4 separate regions of the Mus musculus genome follow, and all the other regions are linked to region 1. The links are chromatin loops, found by intact Hi-C in ENCODE. Cell type or tissue: left cerebral cortex. All regions are shown on one strand.

Evidence for each region. Hi-C counts contacts between places; a loop is a spot of excess contacts. Peaks named below come from ENCODE experiments on the same cell type or tissue, not always from the same donor. Only the 100,000 strongest peaks of a DNase experiment are listed, where the experiment ranks them.
Region 2: it touches region 1 in a loop (2.9-fold over the local background); 22 of 42 quality-filtered maps call a loop at or near these places.
Region 3: a loop joins it to region 1, with 7 times the contacts of the local background. A loop is called at or near these places in 12 of 42 quality-filtered maps.
Region 4: it touches region 1 in a loop (2.7-fold over the local background); 4 of 42 quality-filtered maps call a loop at or near these places.

Annotation. Positions count from the first base shown.
Region 1 is chr19:10,390,779-10,398,778 of GRCm38, reverse strand. All of the region lies in intron 1 of Syt7 (synaptotagmin VII), which reads right to left. Among named protein-coding and RNA genes, the nearest start is that of Syt7, 5.8 kb to the right of the region's middle. In left cerebral cortex, CTCF peaks have their summits at 270 (motif pointing left), 3,323 (motif pointing right) and 6,610 (motif pointing left); DNase peaks (open chromatin) are centred at 4,713, 5,086, 6,633, 7,384 and 6 more places; H3K4me3 peaks cover 2,085 bases; H3K27ac peaks cover 5,313 bases.
Region 2 is chr19:10,336,423-10,344,422 of GRCm38, reverse strand. No RefSeq gene overlaps it. Among named protein-coding and RNA genes, the nearest start is that of Gm30263, 26 kb to the left of the region's middle. In left cerebral cortex, CTCF peaks have their summits at 2,075 (motif pointing left) and 3,089 (motif pointing left); DNase peaks (open chromatin) are centred at 2,076, 2,437, 3,083, 4,835 and 1 more place; H3K27ac peaks cover 637 bases.
Region 3 is chr19:10,443,090-10,451,089 of GRCm38, reverse strand. It overlaps Syt7 (synaptotagmin VII), which reads right to left. Exons shown (of 12, transcript NM_001373944.1): 10 at 7,599-7,713; 11 at 6,906-7,105; 12 at 1-2,750. The coding sequence ends at 2,646. Among named protein-coding and RNA genes, the nearest start is that of Lrrc10b, 10 kb to the left of the region's middle. In left cerebral cortex, a CTCF peak has its summit at 1,169 (motif pointing left); a DNase peak (open chromatin) is centred at 1,175.
Region 4 is chr19:10,254,935-10,262,934 of GRCm38, reverse strand. It overlaps Dagla (diacylglycerol lipase, alpha), which reads left to right. Exons shown (of 20, transcript NM_198114.2): 8 at 364-441; 9 at 2,160-2,284; 10 at 5,964-6,117; 11 at 6,555-6,638; 12 at 6,734-6,811; 13 at 7,194-7,274; 14 at 7,986-8,000. Among named protein-coding and RNA genes, the nearest start is that of Myrf, 18 kb to the right of the region's middle. In left cerebral cortex, a CTCF peak has its summit at 4,349 (motif pointing left); a DNase peak (open chromatin) is centred at 4,333.

The DNA.
Region 1 (8,000 bases):
TATCCTTCTTTACCTACCTGTTCATCTGTTCTTAATCAGTATGTACCTAGAATAGTCATGCTGGGTCACACATGCCCACACATATTCCAGCACCAAGATGAGGCCAACTCTAGTATGCATTTATGCACACACACACACACACACACACACACACACCCCTCTGGGTTCTGGTTGGTTTGTGGAGACCTCGTGCCATGCTGCACTGCATAGCCACGTGGTAGTGACGTGGGCCACCACACCCTCTCTCCTCTGCTTCCCTCTAGTGCCTGGGTGGCTGGCTCACCACGTCACACACCTGCTGGCACCCCCATCCCCACTGCCTTCCTCACGCCTCTCCTCTAACAGAAGCAGGCACCTTCTCCAGGAAGGAAGCAGGCTCAGGCACAGCCTGGCTCCCACAGCCTCAAGATGCCAGCCAACTCGGGGGTGGAAAGGGAGAGAAAGAGGCATCAGCATGAGGTTCTGGGGGCCTTTGGGTCTATGGTTCCTACCAAGGACCAAGCCTTCCCTCAGTTCTAGCTGTCATAACTCAGCTCTCACAACCCTAGGGATGCCAGCCCCACCTTAGTCATTTCCACAAATAAGACAGATGGGGGACATGGGAACAGAGGGTCTAGCCCTCACTCCCAAGCAGGACTATGGTACCACCAGGGCTCTCTGGCTGAGTTTTAATTGCACCCCTCCACCCCATCCCTGGTCCCTACGCTCTCTCTCCTCCCCTTGCCCAAACATCTCAGAGTTCTGGGTATTTTTAGGCCTCAGCTGACAGGCTGTGAAATCGCTCCCTTCGCACCTCCCCAACCAGGCGGGGGCTGGAGAGGGAGGAATGAGGTTGGGGAGGGCCACACAGACAATTCATTGGGCTCCTCCCAAGCTGGCAGGTGCCAAGCAGGGCGTGAGGGGCTCCTCCTCTTTTCCCCAGATCATCTGGCAAGAGGATCTTTCCACATTGCCTGGAGAAGAATGGAAAAGAAAGGATCTCTACTCCATTCAGGGACAGGAGAATAAAGGGTTTATAGGGACAGCCCTAAGCACTAAGGAAGATGCTGGGGACACCCTCTGAGTCCGGCTCTGCAGCCAAACCAACTCTAAGCACTCCCTTCTAAGAGATGGGCTGAGAGACAGGCTGGCCGGGATCCTAGTAGGATAAGGGAAGTGTTAGGCAGCGTTTCTCAGTGGTTACCACTCAGCCTATGGAGTAAGAATGACTCAAATTCTTTATCCTGCCTTGTGGGATGACCCAGCCAAGATCCTCTAGCTTTCTGGTCCTCAGCTTCCTCACCTATACAACCTAGGCTAGCTGTGAAGTTTAGATTAAAAAGCAAGGTGGTACACACACACACACACATACACACTCCCTCATGCATATATATATGCATGCACACACACTCATATGTATGTATGCGCATATGGACTCAAATGCCAACATGTGTGTATGCTACCAAAATCTCAGTGTAAGTCTATTTGCCCTGGGATGTCTGCACCCAAGGGAAATAAGAAGATATATTTATACCCTGCTGGAAATGGACCCCTGTGCTTGGGCATGGGGAAGGGGGAGGGGTGCCCTGCCTAGCTGTCATGGAGACAGTTTAGTGCTGTTGGGACCCTGGAGCCCAGACCTGGAGGCTTGAGTGACTTTTGTGGTCCTGTCATGGCCTGTCCCTGATACACAAAGTGGGCATGGGATGCAGACCAATCAATAGGAATATCACCTACGTCTCTGGGGCCCTGTAACTACTACTCCCCTTGGCTCCCCATCCATCTCGAGAGAAGGCTTTTTGTCTAATGACCCCAGTGCTAGAACACCTTTTCAGGGTCTTTACTGATGCCCATCCAGACTGGCTGGCATCTAAATGCCCACACCCACCACAGGTTTGCTAAGGTCAGAGCCCGGGTAACGGCTTTGGGCTCGACCATGTTTAGGTGAGAGAATGTGGCAGAAGGTCAGAGACAGAGATGGGCAGGTATCTCTCCTGGTGAGACTCTAACTCCATTTCCATCTTGCTGCTAAGCTCCCCAACCCTCACACTACCACACTGTTACAGTTCTTTACAGACATCTATTCAAAGGGCTTCCATTACCGTAAAAAAAACAAAACAAAACAAAAGTGGGGATGTGACTTGGTAGAATTTTTGCCTGCCATGAATCCCCAGCACTTCATAATCTAAATATGGTGGTATAAACCTACAATCCCAGCACTTGGGAGGTAGAGAGGCAGGAAAACTAGACGTCCAAGGTCCTCTCGGGCTATGGTAGAAATTCCAGGCCAGTCTGGAGTACATGAGACTCAGTTGCTCCCTGTGTCAATAGCCCAGGCCTAATTTATCTTCCCAAGCCTCACTCCAGGCTACTATTCCTTAGGGTCTCCCTTCCAGCCATGTTCGGTCGCTGGTCACTGCTGCCTCAACTGACCAAGCCCTCTCAGGTCCCTGTGCCTTAGCACATTGCCAAATGCCTGACCTATGCTTCTTCCTACAGCAAGCTCTTATTTGATCTTCAAGACCCAAAGCTCTGTACCCAAAGCTCTTGGATCCTGCTGCACGCCTAGAATCCCAATTGACTTCTAATTGCAAGTCCTTGCCAGGGTATGCTGATGACGGACGTGTAATAAGTTTAGAAGAGTGCGTGTCACACAGCGAGCACTCGGCAAATCCATGCTACATTGACAGCTACTCCCCATGGCCTCAGCGAAATCCTTCCCAACACTTTCACTAAGGCAGTAGCATGCTTGTCCTTCCCGGAGCTTCCAGAACCCCCGTCCCACACATCAATCTCTCAGTACGGGGTAATGTTGATAACAGCTGCCCTTCCGCATCACGAGTGTTTACTACGTGCGAAGCTCTGAGATGACTACTCTTCTTGCCTCGTCTCTCCTCATCCTCCAGTCGCCCAAGAAAGAAAGAACCATCATTATGCCCATTTCACAGAGGAGGAAATTGAGACAGCAGAGGAAAAATGAGACAGCAACAACTACCTCGGCAGGAATGCGCCTAGACAGCAGGTAGGCCTAGGGCCCTGGTTTAAGCAAGTCATCCCTAGTGGCATACACACAAGGCACCTAGCATATACTAAGTACTCCACAAATAAGACTTACTGCTATAGTGCTTCTGCTACTATTAGTGGTGGGAAGGTGTTGGGAGAGCCGAGAAGGAATCCTTAAGCAACATTACACCCTACTCCACTCTGGGAGGAAGAAACCAGGGGCTCAGAGGGGTCCTGGGTCTGCTACATATCGGGCCAGGGGTTGTAAGGTGGTAGACAGGGAACGCTAATATCACTGGGCCTAGAGACCCCAGCGGATGCTTTGATGAGCAACTCCTCTAGGGGGCTCTGGTGTACTCAGATTGGGCAAGCAGGACAGGGCCTGCTTTGGGCTGGCCAAGCCAGCCACAGCTCTCTGGCCCTGCTGACACTATCCCGTAGTAATGAGACGGATCCAATTTGTATCCAGAGCCCCACCGGGAGCAGCTGCCGCGGCAGGGTTTGAAGTAATTTAATTGGACACATTAGCCACACAGCTCTCTCCTCTACTCCCCTGTTTGGGGCTTCATGCAGACACCCCTTTCACACTTACCCAGCCCTGGGAGGGTGTAGGTATACACACCATCTACCAGTTAGGACAGACTCATTGGCACCCCTCTTCTCTTTTTTCTGGGGTTCCTGGAGGCACAAGAACCAGAGGCCCCTTTTTGTTGATGCAAACCATAGCTCTGGAAGCCTCCTGAAGCTGAGACTCAGACCCTCCCTCCTGCCTCCTCCAGTGGGAAGAACAGGGTCACCCCTTTCTCTCCACTGAGCAGCCCCAGAGGCCCTCATTCTCCCGAACTCCAAGGACATTGAAGGAGCAGGGCCAGCAGCACAGCCTGCTCTGACAACACCTTGGTTCTGTCACCATCAGGGTAACTATTGATACAGGGGACAGTCCTTCTCTTGGGGCCTGGGGGAGGGGTGCAAACACACATGCATAGAATCAATCACCAAAACACAGATGAATTCAGTTTAACCCAGCTATATGCATACACAACATACACCACACAGACACACACACACACACCACATACACACACCACATATACACACCACACACACAGACACACACACATACATACCAGACACACCACACAGACACAGATACACACACACACACCACATACACATACCACACACACAGACACACACACATACATACCAGACACCACACACACACACACCACATACACATACCACACACACAGACACACACACATACATACCAGACACCACACACACACACACACACACACACACACACACACACTCAGCATCATGGTAATCTTGTCTCCGTATACAGAATACCCTCACAACCCATCCCATGTTCACATTCATACCTGCTTACAACCAGGTGAGGCCCTGATCTCTGAAGATGGAAGCCAAGTTGGCAGGTTGAGGGTGTGGCAGGGGGTAGGCAGGATCCCTAGAGAGTCCCCACCCTGTCAGGCTGAGTACAGGATGGGGGGAGGGGCCCTCCTGGGAGCTTTCCATTACGGCTCCCTATGCACCTCAATGCACCTTGCTATGAATACACTCATTAGCTGCTGTTTACAGCGGGCAGGGCACTCGGCACAGGAGCGCAGCTATTACGGCCAGCCAGCTGCCTCCCGCACACGCACGCACGTAGGTACACACACAGCCACCAAGCTTCTGCTAGCACCCCAGCTTCCCCTCCCCCCTCGCTGGAGCCCCACATGTTCTCTCACGTGGATATACCAATTCCCCAAACATCCCAGCCCACCATATAACTCAGTTGCAGGCCCAACCACCCCAGGTGACATACCTTTCCCTAGGGCTCCTTCCAGGTAGAAGCTGCCCAGCCTTCCCGAGCAGCCGCCGAGCCAGCCCACCTTCCTATCAAGGGTTGGGAATGCAGGCATAGATGCTGGGCACTCTCCAGTCCCTTCCACAGGTCTCATTCTGTCTGCCAACTCTGCTCCAACCCTTGGGGAATTCTGCTGGGTGAGACAGAGTCTGGCCCTCCAGAGGCAAGTTGGACAAAGCCCAGCAGGGCTACCCCCTGCTGCCTGGAGGTCAGCACCTCCATGTCCATGGAACTGGCACGATTCGCTTGGCACCACTGGCTGGGGTTCCCTGGCAAGGGAGAAGGGTACCCAGGCTTAGCCTGGCACAGACTGGCTCCGGCACCTGGCCAGAGCAGTGACCGCCCTGATGGAGAAAGCTGACCTCATTGACCGTGAGTGCCACCTGTGGGCACCGACCATGGAATGGGGACACAGAGATGTCTGTGCCCACCTGGGATATCTCAGTGTCTCTGAGAGGCCATGGAACCAGCTCCTCCTCCTCCACTCAGGACTGAGCCTCCCAGCCAGCGCATGGCCCCCTCACCAGCTATTCCCCTGCTGTTCCAGGCCTGATTCCCCTGGGGGAAGCAGTTATTGAAAACGGTCCATCAGATTCAATAAGGATTCAAAGTCCCTGGGAGAATAGGTGGTGGGTGGAGAGTGGGGGTGGATGGCAGGGGACCACTCGCTCCTCCTCTGTCCTTTCCCATGACATGCTTCAACATCTGGGCTGGAAGGCCCTTGCTCTGTTGCCCTTGGGGTCTGTGGGTCAGCTAGGGCCAGGACCGGCTGACCAAAGACTTCCCTTTGTTTACTTGATGCCCACCTGTTCCTCTGCCTTTTAGCCTTCCCCATAACCCCTACCACCTATCATAAGCTGGCCCATCACCATGATCCAACCTTCTGTAGCATCCTACCACCAAAGAAGGTCTTCAGGGCCATCTCTTTTCTCAATCCTAGGGTCCTTAAGCATCTAGCCTGATGGTCAAGCTGTCTCTACAAGGCCATGGAACGCCACAGAGCAGTCGGTGATAGGCCTGTCTCCACAGCAACTCTACAGCTTAGAGGGGCCCCTATATCCCAACCCAGTGTTAGACCTGCTCAGCCTCAGACCCTGCCATACCTGTTGGGGGAACCACATGCTGTGATGTTCTAACCTCTGCGCCAAGCCCAGGACACAGGCATTACAGCAAATGAGGCCTGTTCAGGTGGGGTCAGTTAGGGGAGGACTGTCCTTTGGAGAGCAGTTGTCAGGGAAATTGTGGGACAGTCTGGTTTTGTTGGATTTCCATACCCAGCCTTAGCCCTGGCCCCATCCATGGGCCTTATACCATAAACTTAATCTGTTCTTTCATCCCTAACTCCAGCTTCACACCAACCCCTTCATTAGACTCTGCCCTTAACTGTACCCAGGGAGTTGATAGTTGGTTTAGACAGTAATTACTTTGCCATGTCAAGGACGTGTGTGTGTGTGTGTGTGTGTGTGTGTGTGTGTCCTTCACCCCTAGGGGATGACCTGCCTGACAGAGTGTCTGCAGGGGACAGAATCCACTAACAGGTGGGACAAATGAAGGCTTCAGGCACTGCTGTCCAGTGGGACTAACAAAGTCCCAGAAGCCTCGTAACTGAGTAGGAAGCCCTGGGGACCTGACCTCTCTCTCCCAGCCCTTCTCTTTGGCCTTGCTCACTAGCTCACTGCAAGGTCACCTCTCCCTCCCTCCTCCTTCCCACTGCTGTCCTGCCTGTCCTGCCTGCCCACTGCAACGCTGACCCCTGCAGGCCTGCTGAGGCCCTGCCTAGCCTGGGACAGGCAGTCAGAGAGACTAAAGGAGGCAGACCAGGCCAGCGTTGGGATGCAGAAGATGAAGGTTGGGAGGGAGAGGATAGAGGAGGCTGCAGGTAGAGGGTGGGAGGCTGGGCAGCCTGGAGCAGGAGCTCATGGGTGTATATGGGAAAGACCAGGTCTTCATTCTCCACCTGGCTCCTGTTCTCTTCCACCACCTCTTCTTTATAATAACAGGAGTAACAACGCCTAGGGGCCAGGGATCAGGTGGAGAGAGAATAGCAGCTGTCAGGTAAAGTCTTGGTCTTAGGATGAGCCCAATGGGGACCTGCAGAGGGAGTGAGGGGAGAGAGAGAGCCCTCTGGCACTGGTTCAGGGCATAAGGAGCAGAAGAGGATATCTTCTTTTTTCTTGTTTTCTTTTTTGTAATGAAGCAATAATGGGCCACAGGTGTTCCTGAGAGGGGATGAAGAGATCAGGCTGTAAGAGGTACTGGTTCCTGTGGGACCAGAGGGGAGATGAGGGACTGGTCTGAGTCTCACTGGGAATTAATTTGCATATCTCACTCCTACCTGGTGCCAGGCAAAAGGGAGGGGGACATAGGGACAGCAGAGTCTGGGAGACCTCGAGTAAGTTGCTAGGAATGGGATTCTGACATGGAACTACAGGGATTCTAAGGAGTGGATGGTTATACTAAGGGGCACAGAAGGCCCCAGAGATGCCAGAGGATCGGGATTCAAACATACCCTACCCGATCCAACCTATTTTTGGTTCCACCAGTCCAATGCCCACACCAGAGAGAAAAAAAAACCTCACCAGCTTCCTTCACAGTCAGAAACACTCTCACCACAAGCATGGGTGGGCCCTGCAGTTTCAAGGGACAAGATGGGCAAGCAAGAAAGGGAAGGTCCAGGGGGCTGAAAGCCTGTCAGAAGCAGCTACGGAATCCAGGCCCTTTGCCCGAAAGATGCTGAGCACATCAAGTTGGTCTCTGTGGAGACGGCAGAGGTGCTTGGAGGAATAGTACATCATGATGCCAAAGTATTAGAAGGAGAGCAGTGGGTGGGTGAGGGCATGGCCCAGGGCCGGTGACCTAGTCGCAATGGAGACCGTCCCCACTGCACCCCCCCCCCCCACTCCTGAGCTGGGCTTTGAACTCAACTGACAAGAAGCAAGCAAGAGGATGCCCCTAGTTCTCCCTAGGGAGAAATGTCAGGCTAGGTGACCTGTTCAGATGAAAAGGCCCCTCAAAGGTAATGTCCCTTCAGCCCACACCTAGAGGACATTTAGAGAAGGGCGTGAAGCTCCAGAGGAGACTGAGTCTCAGAGCCCAGTGCTGACTGAATACAGTGTCTGGCCCCCAGGAGGTCAACCTCAGTGGA
Region 2 (8,000 bases), 54 kb after region 1:
GAAACCCTTGCCCCTTCACTGTTCTGGCCCCAGATATTCCTTGCTGTCACCGACCACCTGGAGTTATTTAAACCTACAGGCAGCCACTGACATCAGCTCATCTCAACCAAAGGAATCAGGGAATTAAGATCTCAGATTCAGATCCAGCCTAGGCTCTGCCTAGGCTCCAAACTCCTGGCTGCCTCTGACACTGATGCAGTAGGATGCAGACTACTCTCTTGAGCTAGAGTCACCAAGCCCCTTTCAGGAGTGGGAGGTGATGTATCAGGTGGGCAGAGAGTGCTCTTTACGAAATAGGAAGTGAGAAGCTACACCCCTGCGGGGTCACGTCCTTCGTGAAGAGGCCTGTTTCAGTCATGGCGTTACTCCCTGCGGTGGCGTGCTCATGATGCTGATGACGTACAGGCAGCTCATGCTTTGTGGGCAGGTTTCAGGCACCACACAATGTCCTAAAATTTGACATATGTTGAGTCACCTTTCGCTCACAATGCCTTAGGAGACATGATCGTGAACTGGAGGCCTGGCTGGGTCAAAGCCCTGGGACTCTCAGAACTGGTGGTAGAATAGGGCTCCCACCCAGGCAGTCTGAATCCATTTGTTCACCCTGCACCCCTTCACCTCCAACCATGGGTCCTTCTGCCTCACCCCTGTGACCTGTTTCTCCCAGGCCTGGGATGTGCTGTCCACTGGAAGGTGATGTTGGGAAGAGGGATGTGGGCCCGGAGTGCCCTTACCAGCTCTCCAACCCCCCTTAAAGGCCCTGTGACCTCAACAAAATAAATATAAGAGTCAAAGAGACAGCTCAAGCTGCGGGGAAATGTTTTCTCAGCTGCCTCCTGCTCCTTTGCTTGCTCACCATCCAGTAAGGGATTCGGTGCATTGAGAAGTGGCCTTCAACAGCATCTCTCTGGGTGCCACAGTGGAAAGTTGTTCCTGTGAAGGTCAGAAACTAGGTTTCCATCCCAGCAAGGGGAAGAGGCGCGTGCACAGTCCCCTCATGGAAAGCTGATTATTGTAAGGGGTGACCTGGGGTCTTTGATACATGGTGGCTTTGTGACTAGTATTGTCATAGGGTGATCATTCAATCCTACCCATCCAGGAAGGACAAAAGGAACCAATAGGAGTATGGAGAGAAGGCTCGGAGGGTGAATGCACTTGCCGTTGAAACTTAGTAACACTGAGTTCAGTTCTTGAGATGTGATGACTCAAAGCTATTCCAGCAGAGATAGATGGCAGAGACAGGGGAATGAGCTGCAAGCTCATGGCCAGCTAGCCTGGAATACACAGCATAGTGGCAGGTACAAGGGTGGCCCAGCATTGAGTGGTAGAAGTTTCAGGGACCCTGGTGGTCCCAAGGCTCTGACTTGTAGATTAAGAAGACAAAGCTGTCTGGAGGGCTGACTGCCCTGGCACAGACATCTATCCACACCACCCATGCCACATGGCCGGGCGGGCATTCCACCGCTGCTTCCCCGGGGAAGATTCTGGAAAGGATTAACACCTGCTAATTTTCATGCAGAATCATCTAGCATGACTGAGGTGCTTATCAGATGTAAAATGGCCCATGTATAAGGGCTCTCGGGAGATTCATGAATGACCTGTATGTACTTAGAATACATTCATCTGAAAGAAACTAAAACTAAAACAAAAACAGAAACAACAACACAACCAACAAAGCAACAGTGGCCACATACTGTTTCCTTTTTTCTCCCAAGTAAACAGAAGGTGGAGGTATCTACTTCAGGGCTGGTATGGCAGTCCCACACGCGGGTACCTATATTAGTACTTGTTTCTTGGTCCCAAACGGCTGCTCCAGTTCCAACAAGCACGTGCACATTAAAGCACAGCAAAGAAGAAACAAGAGGTTTATACATCACAGAAGGACTATAGATATCTTAAGAGGAACTCAGGGATATGCTGGATCTGCCATCTTCATTTCAGGTGACTTTGTGTCCGGCTCAGCATCAGGAGTTCGGTGGGGAACACACTTGGAGCCAGCCGGCAGCCTCCGGCATCCCATAATCTGCCTCTGTTCCACAGGAAGGCTGGCTGTGTTTCCTGGCACTGTGCCCCCCAGCGGCCTTGAATCACTCGCTCTTTGTTCTTATGCCTTTCTTGTTCTTGGACATTCATCCCGTTCTCCAACACGCTGCCAGAAGTCCTGTAAGAGCGCGACTCTGCACGAAGCACAAAGCCTTCCCTCTGGCTTCCAAAGCCCCTTGGCCTTTGGGACCTGTCATCTGTCACAGCTCTGCTCACCTCTGCCCCACCCTCTGAGCCAGTGCCTGCCAAGAGTCCCCTCCTCAGCCCTCTGCAGGACTCCTAGCTGACCTTGAAGGCACACTACAGAAGGGTGCCTTGTATGTGTATCTTCCTCAGTCTCTAGGGAGCATCAGACTCCCTTTCTCTGGCCTCCCTTGGGCTTCCGGAGCCTTCCGTCATCTCTCTATTTATAGTTAGAGTCAGGTGGCTCTGGCCTCCACGTTGCTGGGTCTGGCTGGGAGAGCTGGTTCTGTCACCTGCCTGGGAAGCCTGGGATTTTCCAAAGCCATCCTGTGTCCCCCTCACTGTGCCAATGTCCCAGAGAGAAGCACCCACACCAGGGAGACCCTTACCACGCACACACCCTGCTGGCTGCTCCAGCCTTGTATCATGTGCGCCCCTCAGCTCATCACTTTTGAGACATAACTGGAGCACTCTGTGTAGTATTTTACCATTCTGTCACCATTCTGGTTTGCAGGCCTGGAGACCAGCACTCTCCTGCCCCTGAATGCCACAGTCTTGGTCTGTGACCTCCAGTTACCAAGCCTTTCTGAGCCTCTGCCATTTATAGCTGACTCCACTCTGATCTAACACATTGGGGTTCCCATGAGAACTGAGGCGGGTGATAATCGGCTCCCGGTCCTTGTGGATTTCATACCCTCCCTACCATTTCTCTGACCCCTGGAAACTGAAGGGAAGGATTGTTGTGCCTCTGGACCTTAACCCGAGGGCTAGCAGGCCAGCTAGCTTAGAAACCAAAGAAAGCCACTCTGGCTGAGGGTCCCGACGGCATTTGGTACCAACAGGGAGAACTGGCGCCTCCTAGTGGACAGCGAGAGAACGTCTTCCTGGCCATTCTGTGGTCCAGGCTAGAATGAATCCGAGACTGAAGTCAGGGTCCTTGTAGAGCCTCTCACTGCCAACTGGGACAAATCTCATCTCATTTAGCAAACCTCGAGTTCCTCAGTCTCCTAAGCTGAGATGATACCCCACACAGGATCACAGCAAAGCTTCCATCAGTGATTCCGAGACCAGCCTTGCACAGCGCTATTTCCTAGGTCCTCAGGGGCAGGAATTTGTTGGGAACCACAGGGCACTGGTAGTGAGGAGGTGAGAAGTCAGAGTTGTCGATGGGTGCTCTCTGGGTGCTGTTTCACTGTGACCTTGGACTCTGATGAATTAATCTCTCCCTCCAGCGCCGAGGTTTCTCAGAAGTTTTAGCTCCTATTAACATACCTGTCCCAGGAACAAGCTTACATCTGTATCCAATTAACCTCCCTGCCAACAATGATTCAATGAGTTCTTTGCCAGCGTTCACAGGGCTATCTCTGCTTTCCCTGGTCCTGAAAAGCAGAAGTATTGCATGAGCTACACCATGATGACTCTGTGGCAGGAGGGTCACAAGACACTGGCCTCTGGGGTGAACTTGGGGTCTTCTAGGAGTTGTGGCTGTTATGCTGAGCGGGCTCTAGCTGAGAGGCTGTATGGTTGGCTGTGGGTAGGGAGAAGAGACCCCCCTGTGAGTGAGTACCAGTGAATGTAAAAGGTATCTTTTGATACTTCTGGGTGGAAGGGAGCTTTCTGGAATGCATGCTGGGTATGGGAACAGTTCCTTTGTGGATTCCTTTGTGCTGGTGAGGCTGACAATGGGTGTTGCAGTTGGGGTGGGGGTGGGGGCTTCTGACTGGACCTGCTGAGACTGTCTGGGACCTCTTCGTATTAAGCTGTGCGTTCCTTTGGGATGGCTGGTCATGAGATAAGTGAGACTTGCAACTTGACCTCCCTTAGGATGGACCTCTCTTACAGTGACTCCCCGACTCATCTCTGATGTCCTAGGAAGCCCGAGGGGCCCTGGTAGAAGTGGGGTCTGAGGATCTGTAGGGGTTGCCCTCTTAGACCCATGCATTCAACAGTCCACCAGATTTTACTAAACACCTATTATGAGTGACTATAGATAAACCTATCAACAGGCAGTCTGATTGTGTAGTTGAGAGGAGACAGGATCCATAGGCTGGAAGGAGAGGCAGACTGAGCCTAGAGGAGTGGGTAGCTGGGAACAAGATCACCTTCCCTAAAGCCCCCACCCAGGAGTAAGGAAAGCAACGGGGACATCCTAGAGTCAGCAACCAGATCCCAAGCCTGACACCACCTTGGGGACAGACAGACAGAGGCAGCCCTAAGAGCTCCCAGTCCTTAGCTCCAGCCAAACTGCCTTTTTATCTTCTCTCTGCTCTCCCTCCCATGCCTGCCCTCACCAGTGCAGGTCTCCTGATTACCTGTCACCCATGAGATGTACCTCCTTGCCCTTCCTTGCCCTGCTGCCCCTTACCCTGGGTCCTACCTCCTCTCACCTTCCCTGGGGCGCTGGCCAACACCACCTCCTTTCCCATAGCTCTGCTCAAAACAGCTTTCTCTTTTGAAAGCTTCTCTCAGCCCAATTCTGTTCTGTCTTTTGGGCAGGGACCCTGGTGGGACCTCTGCCCACACCAGAGGCTCCCTGGCCCAGTGTGTTGCCATCCCTCCCTGAACAGGCTCTGTTGAAGTCGCTTCTTCTATTTTACAAAGGCCAGCAGGAGGCTGGGAGGGTTTTCATGGAGCCGCAGAGCTGCAGAGCTGCGTGCCTGCATCGGATTTGTGCTTTAGAAGTTCACTAGGGCTGGCAGAGGCGAGATGAGGGCACAGGGCTCCTATGATTGCTAGGCAGGGAGGTTGTGAGGGCAGGGGGAGGGGAGGACTTCTCTCAGTACAGCCTTTGCTTTTTCAGAGGTCTCTGAGCCTGGCTCTGCATGAGCAAGTCATGTGTCTGACTCCCTGCCTCCCAGCCCCAACCAGGAGAGTAAAAATTCAAATCCCTCAGATGAGAGTAAAAGGATCTTTGGTGCCAGGGGCAGGATTGTAAAGAATTTTTTTAAGTGCACAAAAAAAGGTCATAATGTAAAATTTAGTATCTCAGCCCCACTCCTGCCTGCTTGAGAGACAAGGCCTTGCCCTATAACCCAGGCTGGCCTTGAACGAGATATCTTCTGAAGTGCACGAGTCACAAGCCTAGACCATTGTCTTGAATTCATACTGAGTGTTTTAGGGTCTCATTAGCTCAGACTGGCTTTGTATTCACTGTGCATTTATCTAAGGCTGGCCTTGGACTTCTAAGTCTCCTGCTTCTTTACCTCCTGAGTGCTGGATCCAGGTATGCCCCATTGTACCTATCTTACGCAACACTTAGTGCTGGATTCAGGTGGGCCCCACTGTACCCGACTTACACAACACTAAGTGCTGGGTCCAGGTGTGCCTCACTGTACCTGACTTACACAATGCTGGGGATTGAACCGAGGCCCTTGTGCTTGATAGGCAAGCATTGTGTCAACTAAGCCATATCCCCAGCCTCAATTTTAGCTGCTTTTTGTTTGTTGTTTTTGTTTCTGAATCAGGGTCTCACGTGTTGCTCTGGTTGGCCTCAAACTCACAGAGATCCACCTACTTCTGCCACCCAAGTGCTGGGATTAAGGCGTGTGCTACTACACCAAGCAACTGCTTTTTCGACATTTATTTGTGCGTGGGCTGGGTGGCCTATGATTGTATGTGGGCACGTGCCATGTCGTGGTATGTACGAACATTAGGGGACAGACAGTTTTTAGGAGTTGGTTCTCTCCTCCCTCCACGTGGGTCCGAGGATTGAACTGCAGCCACACAGTTGGTGTCCCTTGCCTTTTGGACACCCCTTGTTTTTGTGTTCAGTCCAGTAGTAAATATCCGATTGTGCATCAGGTCTCTAGAGCTTTCCCACGCTGCAAAGGTGCAGAGCCTCTGCACTTGCTACACAGCCTCCCTTCCCACTCTCCTGCCCTTTGTCCACCTCCCGTATGTTTCACTGTCTATATAAATGAGTACTTTCTGCTCCCTCTGAGAGTATCCATCACTATCTTTCTTTTGTGACTCAAGAGTCTATACATTCCTCAGTCTTCAGGTCGTTCTGAGGCAGCTGGTATACAAGCTCAGGTTTGAAAAACAGTGGCTTGTTGTCACCCAAGCTGAAGGTCCTCTCCCCCTTGCTTCTTACCCTTGTGTGTAAAACCAGAGCCTAGTGACTCTGAGCCTTAAGTGAGGACTCCTGTGACCTCTGGGGGTAATTGTCTCTCAGACAGACCAGACTGAGAACTCAACAGCCCAAATTAGGATTAATTTTCACGACTTGTATTTTTGTGATGTTGTGGATGCCGGCCACTCAGAGTGTGGTTCTGCATTCCTTGAACCTGGCTACTAAAGTCCTCCTAGGCCCCACCTCCGCTGCAGCATCTCAATGAGTGCGTTAGCCAGCTCCGCAGGGGCTGGTGAGCATAGTGATGGGGAGAGGGCCTGGGAGTGGGGAAGAGGGGGCTTTCTAAGAGTTGGGCAAAGGGACCTGACCTAGAGCTCTGCCCTTTACCCCCACACGCTGGCGGAGAGTCAGGCTGATGTGGGTTTAGCCTGCTCCATGGCCAGAGTTGCCCTTAAGTACACTGTGTCTATACATCTGTGTAACGCTTCCTGGTGCCCTAGTTCCTGATCCTTAGTCACCAGCCTGGTATCCAGAGACCCACGGCTTCAGCTACAGATTCCCAGAGCTATGGACACATGGCCTTGAACTTGGCCTTCTCCCTCCCCGTGCCCTGTCTCTGACCCTCCCAGCAGGACATCTCATCTGCCGAGGACTCAGTAGCAATCCTATTCAACGATACCATAATGGCTTACAAGGTACCAAGGAAGGGGTGCACAGGCACCAGGCTGCTCAGTCCCAACAGAAGCCCCGGAGGATAGCACAGGGTGAGTCCTGGAATAGTACCGTGTCCCACGTGTAGTAAATGCCCAAGTTGTCACTTGAAATTTAGGCTCTCTGTCAGGGCTGAGAACCTCACCAAGGCACCTATATTTTCACTCTTTCAGCTTTTCCAGGGGACCGTTAAATGCTGAATCTAGAATTTGAACTCAGGGTTATACATGCCCAGACCCTAAATCCTTAATTGCTGAGCCCAGCCTCTTCACCTCACTCTCAGATAAGAAGCTGCATAAGCCAGACTGAGCATTCGAGGATCCCTGCGGACTGGCTTCCAGCCACCCTGAGTCCCCCTGGAACTGTCATCTTAGCAGTAACATCACTGATGAGCCCAGTCCCAGAAGCAGCAGCTGTGGTCTGGGAGGCTCATGAGCTCAGCACCACGAGGAGAGATGGAAAGTGACACCTTCAGGGGGAGGGGGCACAGATTGCACACCTGGGCCTGGTGCAGCAGCTGTCACACCAGGAGGCGGCAGCAACGGGAACTGACAGCGTGGGTAGAGGGACTTGCCCACCCAGGTACTGTGGGGTGCCTGTCACACAGCTAGCATGGAGGCTGGGAGGAGGAGTGTGGGGGTACAGAGCACATGAGACAAGCCCTGGCTAGACAGTCAGGGCCTGTGCTGGCTTCCACACAATGTAGAGGACACGGGGGTGACACGTGGGAATTGAAATGGCAGCTGGAACTCTCCCTAGCTACAAACTGTGGTGAGTTACTTCTCCTGGACTTCAGTCCCCAACTCTAACGGGGGTGGTAATGGTACCCCTTGCCCCGCTGTGAGCCTTTGGAGCCCCAGTAGACATGGAGTACCTAGTGCCTGGCACGCCTTCTCATGTGGGTTGGCTTTGAAGAGAAGCAATTTCCACCTGGCTGCTGTGAGGGGCAGGTGACTTACATACAAGAGAAAAAAAAAAAAGACCTGGTGCC
Region 3 (8,000 bases), 52 kb before region 1:
ACACAGTGAAGAGACAGATTGGCTCTGGCGGTCCCTAGAGGCTCTGTGGGGTAGGGTGGACTGGCAGGTGGGCCTTGCTTTCAGGCCTCACTGACAACTTTGCTCTGGGTAGCACCTTCAGAGCCCTCCTGCCTTGACCCCCTAGGTCAGGTGATGGTGGCCTCACAACCTCCCCCATGAGGTAGGTGAAGTATTATTACCATCATTTTACAGATGGAGAAACTGAGGCCCAGGGAGTGTGGGTGACTTGCCCAAGATCCTAGGACAGTGGTGGCAGAGCTCTGGTGCCCTCCTCACCCTCAAGTCCCTCCCCCCCATTTCCATGTTCCCCCAGTTGCCCTAACATCTTATGCCCAGCCTCTGTGTCATCCAGCTGCACCCTGTGCAAACCCACTCTGTTCTCCACCCACTGTTTGCAAGGTCTGGCTGGCCCCCCCACCCCTCCACCCAGGCTGGGTCACTACTATTCCTAGTAGTCTGAGGGGAGAACAGCTATGTGGGGGGATGCTGAGCTGACTGGCTAAGAGGTGCAGGAGCACGCTCTGCATAAACCCGCTGCCAACTTTACACCTGCTGGTGCAGGTTGCTCGGGCCCCTCGGATGCCTTGGTGGAAGCACTCAGGAGACTGAGGCAGATGGAAGGAAGGATGGCAGCGATTTCTCTCGAGTTTCCAGACTTTCTACATTACCCTCTTCTGTTCCCACACAGCCTCTGCAGGGAGTTGGGAGGGTCCCTTTCCTGGGGTTACACCCAGCTGGGCAAGGGAGTTGGGGATGGTCCTATTTAAAGCAAAAGCTGTAGTATACAAACATTTAGATTTACAAGTAATATGGGTAACTATTTGTTTTACAATGGAATTATTCACTCTACGAATGATTCACCTACTACATAAGGGATTCCTCCAGGTCCCTGGGGACAGGGTGTGAAATCTGATTTAAGGACATTTTGCTATGGACAAAAGGAGATCTCCCACCTAGAGCAGAAGGGTGAGCTTAAGGGGAAGCCCACTGAAGGAAACTGTGCCCACATAACTGTGTTCCCACTGTGCTCTAGATAAGCAGATGCAGTCCAGAGCCCCTTCCATCCTTGGGGTGTCAAGGTGCCAGTCAGGGTAGAACTGTATTTATGGTCCCCAACTGCTACCATAGATGTGGTGTTCTGGTGCCACCTGGTGGTAGAATTAGGGTATGTTGGGCTCAAGTCTCTGAATTGGTTTTGAGGCTCTTTCACCAGCTGGGTCTTTTCAATACAGCACAGAGGGACGACAGGACTTAAGAGGGATCATTCTGGAGTCTGCTATTTCCAAAGGGAAGCCAGTTCTAGTCTCAGCAGAGGCGGGGAGAAGGGACGACAGCTTCTTTGGGTATGGCAACTTCAGACTCCTGGAATGCTCCCCGCTTCCTCTGCTTGCGTGGTGGGTGGGAGGGGCAGAAAGAGCTGCTACTCTGGGGTGGGGGTAGGGGTGGGGGTGGGGTATGTGTCAAGACAGCCTGGAGAAGGCCAGGGGTTGATCAGATTATGCAAAGAAAAGGTGGAGGTGTCGGGGCAAGGGGTGGGGATCGGGGGCTATATCCAAGCCAGAGTGTGGAGCAGATGCCAATTTGACTGCAAAATGAGATTTGGAAAGGTGGGGGTCCCTGGGCGAGGGGTTAGGAATGCCTGAGAAGGATGGGAGTGGTGCCCTGTTGGAAGGCCATGCACACGGTGAGTAGGTGCCTACAAAGTGTGAGCCCAGGCCCAAGGGACGACATTGCAGTAGAGAGTTGCTACTGGGGAATTGTGGGGGTGGGGGCTACAGAGACAGGCAAAGTGGGTGCCAGGAGGCAGCTGAAACAGCCATTTGCCCTGGTCCCCACTTCTTCTCAGCCGTCCATACCCTTCCTCTCCTACCTTCCCTGTGGCCTTGACCTCTACCTGACCCAGCCCTACTTCATCCTCACGAAACTCTGCTATTTTCCATAGCCAATCAGCACTGCTGGTCCCAGGGCGATAGGGAGTGAGCTCCCCCTTTCCCACACGTGCGCATGAGCTTCCAGGTGCACATGTGTACACGCATGTGGGCACACACACACACACACACACACACACACACACACAGTAGACACAACACAAATACACAGGGCCACATCTCCAGGACTCTGGAGCACAGGCTATATACTATCCTCAGTGTCCAGGGCCCAGCCGGCACCTGAAGCTGGGGATGGGCCTGATGACCAGGCCGTGGCCAAACGCCTCGGCCTTCCTCTTCTGGGCCCCAAAAAGGGGATCTAGGGAAGGGGTGGCTTCTCTCCACTCCAGGCACTGCCTTAAAGAAAACGGGGGCTATGCCCACCTGGCGGGCCTCTGGAGGGATCTGCCCATCTGGCTCTTGAGCTCTCCCCCACGTCTTTAGTATCAGCAAATCAGGAAAGAAAGAGGCAAAGCAGGGAATGGCTCCCAAGCCCCCACCCCTGAGCTGGACTCATGGGGTGGGGCTGGTACTTCCTAGAAATGGGGCCCAGTAGAGTTCTGGTACCCCTCCCTGGCTGAGCCCTCGGGGTCTCCCCTCACCATGGCAGGGGTGCCGGGCTGGGCATTGTGCATAAAGTGGTAGGGGCATGATGGGGAGCCAGGCCTTGGCCCTTGGAGCCTCCCTTGGCCCCACTCAGGCTTTCAGCTGGTGCCACTGGGCCACAGGCTGCCGGGGACGAGCGATCATGTCCTTCCAGTGTTTCACTTCACCTGGTCCGCTCTTCCAGGACAGGTAGATCTGGGGAGGAAGAGAAGATGCGTAATGGCAGGCTCTGAGGCTTGGGCCCTGTCCCATAGTAACAGCCTGGCCCACAGAGGCTGCCCCTTTCCCTTCCTGCCAGCCTGACCTAGTTTCCTGACTGCTATCCCTCAAGGGCCTGGGCATGCCTGGCCCTTTGACATCAAACTGTTACCTATTTTGCAGTGAAGGTCAGGATACAGGCATTTGGCTGGGGCAATCTTCCCTGACCTAGGAAGGGACACCATTGTTATTGTCTCTCCCATCTCCCTGCATTTCCTGGCCCCGCCCCTGACTTTGTACTGGGGGCTATATATCTCGAGGTCAGTGTGTGCTTCCAAACCTGGCAGGTGAACAAACTACCAGATTAGCCCCAGTTTTCAGATGGGAAAACACACAGAGTTAAGAGTCTTACCTTCAGTCATAGTTTAAAAGTTCAAAATGGTATAAGGAAAGTCTTGGTGCTTCTAGACTGCCAATGCAGCCTAGGCTCTTGTAAGGGCCCTGCAACATTGCAGGGCTGCCCCAGAAACTCCCAAAGCAGTCTCAGCTGAGCCTGGCCTAGACACCAGGAATGCTTAAGACCAGGGGCATTAGAAGAAAAGCGGACAGTGTTGCAAGATCCTGGCCAGGGCACCTTAAGGCCATCAAGATGACAACTCATAGGGCAAAAAACTGTCACAGGTCATAGAGCCTGGGGGCCTTGACGACAGAGTACAACGTGCTAGCTAACACTGGATCCAGGAGCAGGCCTGGGGCATTAGTGGAAGAACTGGCCAAATGCAAATGAAGTCTGACAGGTTCACAGCAAGGTCCCATGTCAGTTCCTTAAGCTGTGACAGATACATTGTGAGGGGCTAGCAATTGAGGACATTGGCAAGAGGGATATGGATACACCATATTACATTTCCTACTTTTATGTACATTTAAACATCAGGTATTACTACCTAAAATTCTCATACCTAAAGTTCTCACACTGAGGCAGAAGGATTGCTATGAGTAGGAGGCCACCCTGGAGGTACATAGTGAGTTTGAGTGCCAACCTGGGCTATAAAGCAAGAGCCTGTCAAAACAAACAAACGATAAAACACCAAGACAAAATGAGCAAGCCCTATGCAGGGGTGGAATATCTTTCTCAGCTTCAAGGCTCCTCTGTGCAACTCAGACTCCTCTGAGCCAATTGACTGATAATAGACACTGATATTACAGACAGCTGGAAGTGGCGTGTGTCTGCTGCCCTCGCTGGACTAAGTTCTCAGTCTCACTCTGAGGCTCACTAAATGCTCCACCCCACTATCCCACCATCACCACTACTACCACCGCCACAGGTCACAGCCAAGTGCTCCTTCGTGCCTACTTGCTTTTGCAATGTCAGCCCAGCTTGGTACCATAGCCTGGAACAAGGCCAGATTCCCAGTCTCCAGGAGTTGAGCTGGGCCTGTGATTCAGAAAGGTTCCAGGGTCCTTGGGCTTCCTAAACTATCCCAGGACGAAGCAAGAACAAAACCATTTTTGGGGGCTGGCGAGATGGCTCAGTGGTTAAAAGCGCCGACTGCTCTTCCGAAGGTCCAGAGTTCAAATCCCAGCAACCACATTGGTGGCTCACAACCATCCGTAACGAGATCTGACGCCCTCTTCTGGAGTGTCTGAAGACAGCTACAGTGTACTTACATATAATAAATAAATAAAACTTAAAAGAAAAAAAAAAAGAACAATGTAAAAACTAACATTATAAAAAAAACATTTTTGACTTGGTTTGGCCCACAGAAGGCTGGTCTGGTAAAGGAAGCTAAAGTACCCCCCAAGAACATCTACTTCTATAAAGCAGAGTTGTAGCATGGCTGCAAGGGCCTCTAGGGAGCTCAGTGGGCCCTGCTCACAGCATACACTCTAGTCTCCATACCTGTGCCCACTGGCTGGCTGAATAATACTCCCAGGGCCAGCTTTCTTCCACAAGGCTAGCTGCTTTTCTCTCCCCAACAACTAGTTTCTCCTTTTCATCTTTCTAGGGAATGCCTCCAGAGTGGCTCCTTCTCTGCAGATGCCAGACCATCCTTCTCCAAACACCATTGTTGGGGTTTGAATGAGAAGGACATCATAGGCTTGTTATATTTAAATGCTTGGTCCCCAGCTGGTGGACACGTTTGGGAAGGATTAGGAGGTGTGGCCTTGTGGGAGGAAGTGTGTCACTGGGGCTGGGCTTTGAGGTTTTAGAAGCCCATGCTATTCCCAGTTAGCTCTCTCTGCCAACTCAGATGTGAGCTCCTAGCTACTGCACCAGCACCGTGCCTGCCCGCCTGCCTGCCACCATGTTCCTCACCATGATGGCCCTGGACTTGCCCTCTGAAATGGAGGCCTAAATTATTATTTTATTAATTTTATTAAATTATGAGTTGCCTTGGTCTTGGTGCTTTTTCACAGCAGAGGAAAAGTATCTAAAACAGTCATATTGTTAGCATTCTGTCTAAGTTCTACCCCACAGTTATATGGCAACAGCCAGGTATGCTTTGCCCCACAGTTACCTGGCAACCGCCAGGTAGGTCCGTCCCACTATAATAGGGGTTGCTTGCCACCCTCCTTGCTCTTTTGCTCTTCTCCTGCTCCCTTGCTCTTCCCTTCCCCCTCCCCATTCCCTTCTCCCATCTCTCTCTCCACAAGCTCATGGCCAGCCTCTACTCCTCTACTCTCTTTCTCCCTCTGCCTTTCTCTGCCTCTACTACCCTCTTAACTCCCCTCCCCATACCCTGAATAAACTCTATTCTATACTATATTGTCGTGTGGCTGGTCCCTCAGGGGGGAGGGATGCCTTGGCATGGGCCCGCTGAGGCCATACCTCACCTCACCTCCATAGAACATATCCCCTCCTCTCTTTATCTTTTTATAAACACATCACATATACCTAGGGACCCGTGTTTCCACTCCCTCACTTCCTCTGTCCTGATCACTGGTTCTCGGCACTATTCCTGGTCACGCTTCCATGACTTGACTTGGTCAGTGCTTGTCCAGTACACATGGAGCCCCCATACTCAGTCCCCAGCACTGCATCAGGCAGGCTCGATGGCAGCTGCCTGTAACCAACCACAGTGTTTGGAAGACAGGGGCAGCAGGATCAGAGATCCAAGACCATACATACTCAGCTACATAAGGAGGCCAGCTTGAGCCGGTGGCGCACGCCTTTGAACCCAGCAGTAGGGAGACAGAGACAGGTGGATCTCTAGAGTTCAAGACCAGCCTGGTCTACAGAGCGAGTTCCAGGACAGCCAGGGAAACTGACTCAAAACAAAACAAGAGAGCATAATGGAAGTCAGACTTCTGTTACTGAATAAATGACCACACACGCCATCGGCAGAAACATTTCAGAGCTAGCATCTACAACAACAGAAGCTACACACGTACTTCAGGCGCCAGGCTGAGCGTCTCACTGTGCCCTTATCAAACGCTCCCACTACACTGTGTGGCTATCACTCCCTGACTCTCATCTGCAGCAGAGAGAATGAGGCTCAGAGAGGTGACAGCTTTTAAGGGTGGCGCTTCAGTACCAGAAGTGTAGCTTAGTGGCAGTGTATAACTGGGTTCCATTCTAAAAGCTACAAACAACAAAACCCGGACCCAGGCAGCTGGATTTTTGTGTCCGTGCTGAGTCCTAATATTGAGTTAAAAACACAGGAACATGCTTTTCAAAGTAGAAAGTGGAGGGTTTATATGAATGACAGAATTGTGTTGTTGAAAAATTCAAGTCATGTCTGGCTTCTTGCCTACCATGCAAGAAGCGGTCACCTTCATCCAGAATTTCCTTCTATCTCAGGTGGTTCTGACCTTACTCTGGGGCGATCGGCAGGGTTGGCATCAGCTTCCTTTTACAGATAACACAGAAGCTCAGAGAGGCTGAGTAACTTACTGCAGACTGCCCGGCCATCGTTGTGCAGAGCAGTTAGTTGAAGTCACTAGGGTCTTTGGTTTCTGGCAGGGGCTCTGCCACAGCCCCACTCAGTTGGTCCCAGAAGTAGGGCTAAACCAGTCGGGAACTCAGAAAACCTTTGGGGAATTACCTCCTTCCCTGTCTGGCTGTCTTTCCTGGTTTGCTTATCCTTGGCCCCTGCTGCCTCCTCAGGGCAAACCCTTTGGGCCTGGCTGTGCACCCCAGCCCAGTCCTACCTTGCCGATGACGTCGTTGCGGCTGAGCTTGTCTTTGTCCATGACAGTGATGATGATCGTGGTCTCCCTCAGCTTCTCCGTGGGTATGTCGAAGGCGAAAGACTCATTGAAGATGGGGTTCAGGTTCCTCTTCTTTGTCACGGTCTTCTTTTTCTCTACCCGCTTGTCTTTATACATCAGCCACACCTTCACATAGGGGTCTGGTAGGTGATAGTAGAGGAAGGGTCAGAGGGTCAGAGTGTGTATGTTGGGTGGGGGACTCAAGGATCCTCATGCCCTTCCAGGTGCACCTAAGTGGGAGCTGGCTGCATGCTTTTTAAGTGGGTGACTAGGCCAGGTCAGGCAAGAACAAGAGGGATTAGGGATCATTAGCATAAGGTAGAACCTAAAAAGACCCTGGCCACTGCTTCAGTGTTCTCATGCTGGTACAGGTCTTCCTAAGCAGCTTGAGCTGGGACCAGGGTCTTCCCACCACAATGTTGCCTTTCTTCCCGATTCAGGGAGCCTGGCTGCCAAGATGGCACTGACCCAGAATATGTCCAGAGAGCTCTGCTATCTCTAGTCAGAGGACCAACAGGCAGGGGTTAGGGTTAGGACCCCAATACACTTCTATCTCCCGAATCTGAAGTGACCCTTGTGTCACGGGAAGCTCCCCCACAGGCCTGCCCACCCTGCTGTGATAAGCCTCAGCACCTGATGTGCCCCCGATGTCCATGGCTTTGAGGTTTCGAGCTTTGATGATGTTCACGATGATGGAGTTGGCAGAGGGGTTGTAGCAGAGGGACAAGAGCAGCTCCCCTCGGCTCCCCTATAGGGCAAAAAGAAGAGTGAGGCTGGGCCACAGGAAGGGGGATGTTCCCCTTGTTCTCCCTGCAGGGATGACAGGTGTGGGAACTAGAAGGGAGGGTGTGGTCAGAGAGCCTAGTTGTCCACAGGTCTTTTATGCCCTGACCTAGGTGATAGCAGCCCCTCTGTCAGCACTGCCATGCCACCTCCTCTCCACAGGAGAGCCTGTGCTTGCTCGGGGCTCTCAATTCCCTGAACAGAGCAAGCCCTGGGCTCATTGCACAGTTCAGGTGATTCATTCCACTCTGA
Region 4 (8,000 bases), 140 kb after region 1:
CCAGCCTCTGAGGATGTCCCGTTCACCGGGGCTCGATGGCCACTGCCAGCTCCAGTGCCTCAGCCTCTGTCTGAAATCTGCCCTGGCCCCTGTCCTCACCAACAGGCTAGTTCTGGTCTCTGGACATCTCATACAAAACCCCTTTCTCTCTCGGGTGGCTCAGGACCATCCCTTGGGGTTGGAAGGTCTGGGTAGAATGCAGAAAACTAGAAATACAGGGAAATGTGATTTTTGAAAACTGCTGGATGTTAGAAGAGCTGCAAGCCACGTGGTTCCTTCAGACCTCTGAGGCAGGCTGAAACGGAACTCCCTTCTCACCTTCACATCTGGACCACTGTCCATCTTACCGCGCCTGTTTTCCAGGCAAACAATGACATCTTGGCTTTCCTGTCTGGGATGCCAGTGACCAGAAACACCAAGTACCTCGACCTCAAGAACTCGGTGAGTGGAGCTTCTTCCTGTCCCCAGTGCCGCTCTGTGCTTCCCTGCAACTACATGGCGTGAGGCAACCCCACCACTCCTGCTCAGCTGTCCAGGGAGTCTCAGATGAGGTCCTCAATGCTCTCACATCATGCTGTGTCTATCACTAAGGAGGACCCTGAATCCCTTAGCCAAACTCCAGGACACTTGACCCCTGCTCCTGGAGATTGCACAGTGCTTTACAGGGACGAGCTGTGACATTATTGCTGCTGCTGCTGCCCTCTCATAGCAGGCAGTGGGGTGTGGTGTGGCCGTTTAAACACCGTTTTAGCAATAGAAACTTTCCTCGAGCACCCTTAATAGAAAGTCTGTGTGTCCTGGCAACGTGAGCCCCATGGTGTGAAGGAAGGCACAGCCCAGGCCAGTGTGGCTGAGGGGGGGAAATCACAGCTGGTAGCCTGGCACAGGAGAGGCAAACTAATTTAGGTGCATCCTTGCTCAGTCACCTCTCTCTGCTACCTGGAGCAAGCCTGCCATCCTCAAAGCCCTCAGGACAGATATAAAATGCCCTAGGCATACCTTGCACGCAGAGCTGCAGTAGGGGGAACTGACCCATCCTAAATCCAGGCAAGCAAGGTGCTGGAAGCTTGGTACCAAATCAGACAGGGCTGGAAAAGTTTTGGCCCTTGGGAATCTGTGTCTTTAGGAAAGGCCCAGGCATCTGTCTCCCCAAAGCAGGCATCACTTCATTTCACCAGCCACATACATATCTAGTCCATTCCCCTAGCCAGCTGCCCGCCACTCACTCGGGCCTTGCCTGGCTGGCTCTTACCACCCCCTGGGGAGGTGCAGAGTCTGCACCTGCCACCTGGCAGAGGCTACCATCGCCCCGCCTCCCTGTCCTGTCACCCAGGGTAATTGCCTCTGCAGCTACTGGCTCCTTCCTGAGTTCCTGAAGAGCAGGCAGAGGGTGCTGATTGAGGCCTACCTGTTTCACTTCACAAGATGACTAATCACCCTCCTTAACTTTTACAAGGTGACTAATTCCCTCCAAGTGCCGCAGTCCTGGTGCCTAGGGGCTGGGGACTGACTGACAGGCTTCGCTGGGACACTGCCATCCCAGCCTCTGACAGCTTGTAGCGCTGACACCAACCATTGAGGGCAGCTGTTGGGCGGCAGACTCCTGGGTTTCAAACTGGCACCTTTCTCTAACATGATCCCAATCTCAGGGAGACAGCCTACCCCAGCCTCAGGAGCCTGGGACTCTGTGAGTCAAGCCCAAGAGGATTAGTGAGCCAGAGACATTTGCTGACCGTTCCCATGCCCAGTGTGGCTTATCTGGTTGCCCATAGACACTCGCAGCCTCAGGCCCTAAGGTTTCACAGGGTTAAGTTCCCAGGACCTGATTGCTAAGGGGTGGGGTGGGGGGAGACTGCCACTCACACCCCATGTTCCCTTCCTTCTTGGGTAAACAAGCCAGGGCTCCAAGTGGTTTTCTGTCCCCAGATCATAAATTCCGAGACAATAATGATAGGATGGATCCCATGAGTATGCTGGCCTGGGTATAGGGAAATAATTGGGCAAATGTAATTAGTGTCTGGAGGGACTGCTCCTCCTTGGGGCCCAGCAGCTGTCCCTCACTGGAGCAAGTAGGCGGGCTCCCACCTCAGGGACTGGTGGTGACTGAGGTATCAGGCAGGAAGGGCAGAAGTCACCACCCTCTGCATCCTGTCTTCCAGCACGAGATGCTACGCTACAAAGAAGTCTGCTACTACATGCTCTTTGCCCTAGCCGCCTATGGCTGGCCCATGTACCTGATGAGGAAGCCCACCTGTGGTCTCTGCCAGCTGGCTCGGTCCTGCTCGTGAGTACACAGCCAGTCCCCAGCCACAGTAGCATATAGCATGGGCTGGAGGGAGGGTGCAGTGATGAACTGGTACCCACTTCCCCTGGAGCTTTGAAACTGCTGTCCTGCCCCTACCTCCTCTCTTCCATATGGTCACTGGGCCACTGGCTTCCTCCTGCTTCCTCCCTGGACTGGAATTTTACAGGCAGACTTTCAGTTGCTGCCTTGGGCAAGTCAGTGTACTTCTGTGAGCCTCAGTTTCTAAATCTGTGAAATGGGATGTGGATACGTCTGTTTTTGAGTGTCTGACTGCTAGTTTTCTTGTCTTTGGGCCATCCTCTGCCCGCTACAGACATTCCCTCCTGCCCACATCTCCCTTCTCTTGGATGCTCTGTTGTGTGCTGCCTCTTTAGAAGAAAGAATTTTCTTGGGAAGTAGGCCCACTCCATGGAGGTCTCTAGAAGTACACCAAGAAGGCACTTTAGTACAAAGTTCTGAGTAAAGAAAAAAAGGCAAGCCGGGCAGTGGTGTCACACACCTTTAATCCCAGCACTCAGGAGGCAGAGGCAGGCGGATTTCTGAGTTCGAGGCCAGCCTGGTCTACAAAGTGAGTTCCAGGACAGCCAGGGTTACACAGAGAAACCCTGCCTCGAAAAACCAAAATAAAGAAGGCCTGGACCCAGATCCGACCTGTAGCTCACTCCACCCTCAGCCCTGCTCTCATGGAAAAGAGGTGGGGCTCTGTGCTTTAAAGTGGGCCAGAGAAGGGCTTTGGAAGGACCCTGCCCTTCTCTGGTGTCTCCGTCCTCAGTCCATGACAGGCAGAAGCAGGACAGTTCCCCGGGCTCCTGTTCCAGAAAAGTGACCTAGTGGGCAGTGCCTCTGTTCTCCGTGCCTCCTCCCAGAGGCGACCGCATCCATGCCTGCTGCACAGTGCCTCCACGTGGACCGTGTTCTCATTCTCCCCAGCTGAGCAGAGAGGACCAGGTCACTGTGTGCTCCTCCCATCTCTGCCAAGTGCACATGCTTGTCACTTTCCCTGCAATCCTGGGACACTGGACATCCTGAGTCTGGATGGAGAGATTCTCAAGATGAGCTCTGAGCCAGGAGCCCCTAGGCCTGTGCTTAGATGGGCCCTCTCCATTTCCCAGGAGCCTGTTTCCCCGGTTCTAGCAGGTGCTATTAGCCCATAGGACAGTTCCAAATCACAGAGCCGCTGGCTATGGGGCTCTGAGTGCTTTGGAGACAGTGGAAATATCAGCTCCTGCATGAGCCAGTACTGAAATGGCAGAAGACAGAGTCCTCAGCTTTGGTGGGGCACAGTCAGGTCCAGGACTCTTGAAAGAATGAACCTAGGGTGGGGTGGAGTCAAAGCCACAAAGTGTGGGGATAATTGGAGACAGAGATCGCTGGGTACCGTACTTAGCATCTGCTATCTGCCTGCTGCTTGTCACTTCCATGGACTCTCAGATCCTGAACTTTGGTTGTCTGCCACAGTGGGTGACACATCACACTTTGTAAGGGCCTATTTTGTGTGGAGAGTGGAGTGGGACAAGGGGATTGGCCTAGGGGACAGGCTGGGGTCTAGTAGTTCTGGGAAGCAGCAGTCAGTGCTGACTCTGACAGGAAGACGCCAAGGCTTATCTGGACCATGGTTACAGAATCAGAATGTGAAGTAGCAGGAAAGATTGGAACCCAAGTCCTGCTGCTCCCCTACCTCATTTGAGCCTTCTGCTCAGCTGAGGGAAGAGGGGAACTTCCTGAAGTCTTGAAGGTAGGACCTTGAGCCAAACCTGCCACCACTTACCCTGATGGTGGCTTCTCCAGGCACAGCTCTAGGATGAGTGTCCTGTGTGTTGTATCCTATGTATGGGGCAGTTCCTGATCCAAAGCTCAGGCAAGCTCAAGTCTTGACTTGACTCTGGGGTTTCTCGATGAGGCCTCTCCCTGTTGGGAAGTCACAGTCCCACAGGCGCTGCTCTGAGAAGACAAACACCTCACAGGAAATGTCAATTCAAGACGGCCTGCAGCCCAGTTATACTCGCCCCCAGCTCTGGATACCAATCTGTTGGGTGCTAGCTCCCCCTGGTGGCCTGAGAAGCAGATGCTTATTTTTCTCCAACCTGTCCCTGCCTCCATCCCCAGTGGAATGAGCAGTTCAGCCCTGGCTCATCTACCCTGGGGAGTGTCCTGTATGCCTAACAGGCTTGGTGATCGGGGAAACATCTGTGACTAGCACAGAGCAGACCCTGCCCTGTGTAACACCTGCCACAGTGGTACACAGATGAGGGACTCTGGGGCAGGTCAGCGGAGCACATGGATGCTATAGAGGGACAGAGCTGAGTGCTAGACCAGGGGTCAGGTCAGGACTGGCCCTGTCAGAGAGGTACCTGGAGTGGAGCTCACTGTAGGGTCTCATTTGGATGGAGACTAAAGGGTATGGGGAGGATAATGTGCATAGAATCTGGTGGGGGAAGAGGAAGGAAAATTAAGATCCGTGTAGATGAGGGGTGTGTGGAGGTCGGGCAGATGAGGCCCAATGGGGCAGATCCCGGAAAGGACTCAGACCTTTATGATGAGAAGGGGAGCGTCTCTGTGGGACCCTAAGAGGAAACGTGACAGTGGCTCGATGTGCCGTCACAGGGTCCCTCCATGTGCTACTGAGTTGGTAGAGTGGGGACAAAGGTAGACAGGGGAGAGGAGGTCGGTCTGCGCTCAAAGAGGATGGGAAAGGACAGCAGGCAGGTTTGGTTTTAAATGTTACTAGGGCCAGTTGTGATGGCGCACGCCTTTAATCCCAGCACTTGGGAGGCAGAGGCAGGTGGATTTCTGAGTTTGAGACCAGCCTGGTCTACAGAGTGAGTTCCAGGACAGCCAGGGCTACACAGAGAAACCCTGTCTCGAAGACAAAAAACAAACAAACAAATGTAGGAAGGGAAGCTGGCTCAGTTGGTAAAGCACTTGCCTTGCAAGCACAAGAACCTGTGTTCAATACCCATCACTCGAGTAAAAGCCAGAGTCTGGTGCTCTACAACTATCATTCCAGCCTGGAAAGCCGGTCTTAGTCGGGCATGGTGGCGCACGCCTTTAATCCCAGCACTCAGGAGGCAGAGGCAGGTGGATTTCTGAGTTCCAGGCCAGCCTGGTTTACAGAGTGAGTTCTAGGACGGCCAAGGCTACACAGAGAAACCCTGTCTGGAAAAAAAAATGTGACTGGGAGAAGCTGGTATGATAGTCAGGGAACCATCAGTACAGCTACGGGGAGATGCCACGCAGGAGTCCAGTAAGGTGCCTTTCGGAGGTCTGCAGTGGGTCTACTGCTGTCCTACGTGACTTTATGGAAAACACATGAAGTAGGCTGCTAGAGGGGAGGGAGGTCCAGGCTAGACCCAGGACCTTGAAGATGAAGGGCAAGCTGGAGACGAGGCTCGGCCTGGGAAGAAAGAAGAGCGGTGGGATCTGCAGCCAAGAGGGGAAGATTCATGGTCCAGGTAGCGTCGTGTGTTAGGAGACTGTGTGATGAACTAGTTCGTGGTTTGACCACTCAGTGGTCACCAGGGCTTCACAAGGGTAATTAAAGGAGACAGATAGGGTGGGGCTGAAGCCCCACCTGGAGCCACTTCCAGAGAAGATGGAAAGGAAAAAACATCACTCCACTGGTGCTGCCTGCCCTGAGCTTTCTGCCACCCCATTCCAGGTGCTGTCTCTGCCCTGCACGACCCCGATTCGCCCCTGGGGTCACCATTGAGGAAGACAACTGTTGTGGCTGCAACGCAATCGCTATCCGCCGTCACTTCCTGGATGAGAACATGACTGCTGTAGATATTGTCTACACCTCCTGTCACGATGCGGTGAGGGACCAGGCTGGGGCCCAAGGTCCTCTGGGGGCCACCGGGGACCAGGCCACCAAAGACACTCCTCAGGCCAGTGGAGCTAGCTATGGTTTCAGTGTATAGACCAGAGATGGCCTCCTCCATTTTGGTGCCTGAGATTCACACTGCCTCAGACTAATGGGAGAAATAAATGCCAGCATGAAGGCCTCCAGGCTCAGCCTTAAGGGACTAGAAGCGACAGGAGGCACTGGGGAGAGGCAGTGAGCCACTTGGACTGAGCACAGGTCTGCCTGAGGCAGAGTGGAATGGAAGGGCTAGGTACCCAAGAATCCTCAGTGACCTCCAGGAACCCTGGCTTTGACAGGTGTTAGGGACCCTGTGGCCCATGGGGAGTTTCATCACCATAGTCTGGCCTCATTCTGGGGTCACTCAGGCTCATGAGCTGGTACTCCTAGGTCTATGAAACTCCCTTCTACGTAGCTGTGGACCATGACAAGAAGAAAGTGGTGATCAGTATCCGGGGAACACTGTCCCCCAAGGTAACTGCCCATGTGTCTACTCCACAGGCCCCAGTACCTGCTGCCCTTGCCTGTTCTCCTCAGACACCTCTTACCTGCCTTTTTCTTTCCCCAAGGATGCCCTGACTGACCTGACAGGCGATGCTGAGCGCCTCCCTGTGGAGGGACACAGAGGCACCTGGTTGGGCCACAAGGTATCAAGCTCAACGCCCTGAGGTTCCCCCACCTTGCCCTCATCCCTGACAGCACTCTGGTGCCTGTGGTTGGCAGGGCATCTTCCCTTGTCAGAGATCAGTCAGAAGGATGTGGTTTATTCTGCCTGCCCACTAAGGCCTAGGGAGCTCAGGGCCTGTCCCTAGAAGCATCTGGGCAGGCAGCTGGGGGGATGTCACTCCTGTTTGTATCAGGCAGATATCCCTCTGAACCCCTGTTTTCCCATTTGGAAAATGCAATTGAAAATGGAGCCAACGAAGTACCCACCAGCCCTCACGGCCTGTTTGTGGAGGGACAGAAGGGGCGCTGGCTGTTCTGGTCCCAGAGGCTTCCCAACAGCCCTGCTCTGCTCCTCCCCGCCAGGGCATGGTACTCTCAGCTGAGTACATCAAGAAGAAGTTGGAGCAGGAGATGGTCCTGTCCCAGGCCTTTGGGCGAGACCTGGTGAGTTGTCCATGACATTCCATCCTGAAGAGGAGGGGTGGATGATGGCACCCCCTTCCCCAAACACTAGCTGCTGTCCCTCCCTCCCACATTCCCAGCTCCTTCTTGCTGGCTCCACCCTGCCCCATCCTACCTCCCAGGCCCTGTTTCTCAATGTATCCTTTCTCCAGACTCTGCATCCCAATTCCCAAATGTGTATTCTGCCAGTCTTGTGGTCAGGACCACATGTTGCAAGAAATTTTACAGACTAGTGACAAGAAGAGCTACAACTAGGGAGAAGGCTACCCCTGAGCTGGATGGCAGCCCGAGTCAGCCCAGCCACTACTCCTAGTAACTCCTGAGGATGCTGCCACCCCCCCATCCCCAGGTCTCATACTGTAGGCTAGTGGAGGAATAAGGACAGGTAACCAAATTATTATAACTGTAATCATCAGAGTGAGGGCAATGCCGAGGACAGGGGGAGCTGTTTCTGGGAAATCAGGGAGGGCTTCCTTGAGGAGGGAATTTCTGAGCAAGGCTTTAGCAGATAAGTAGGAGTTTGTGAAAACAGTCTCACCAAGCCTTTGCTCTGTGAGGACCTAGCTTGACTCTCTCTCAGCCCTAGCAACCATGCTGGACAGCATGATCCCAGGACTCTGAGAAGACCTCTCATCCTCCCAGTGTCAGCTGGGAAACTGAGGCAGGACTCTCAGGCATCTCTTGGTTCCCCAGGGCCGTGGAACCAAA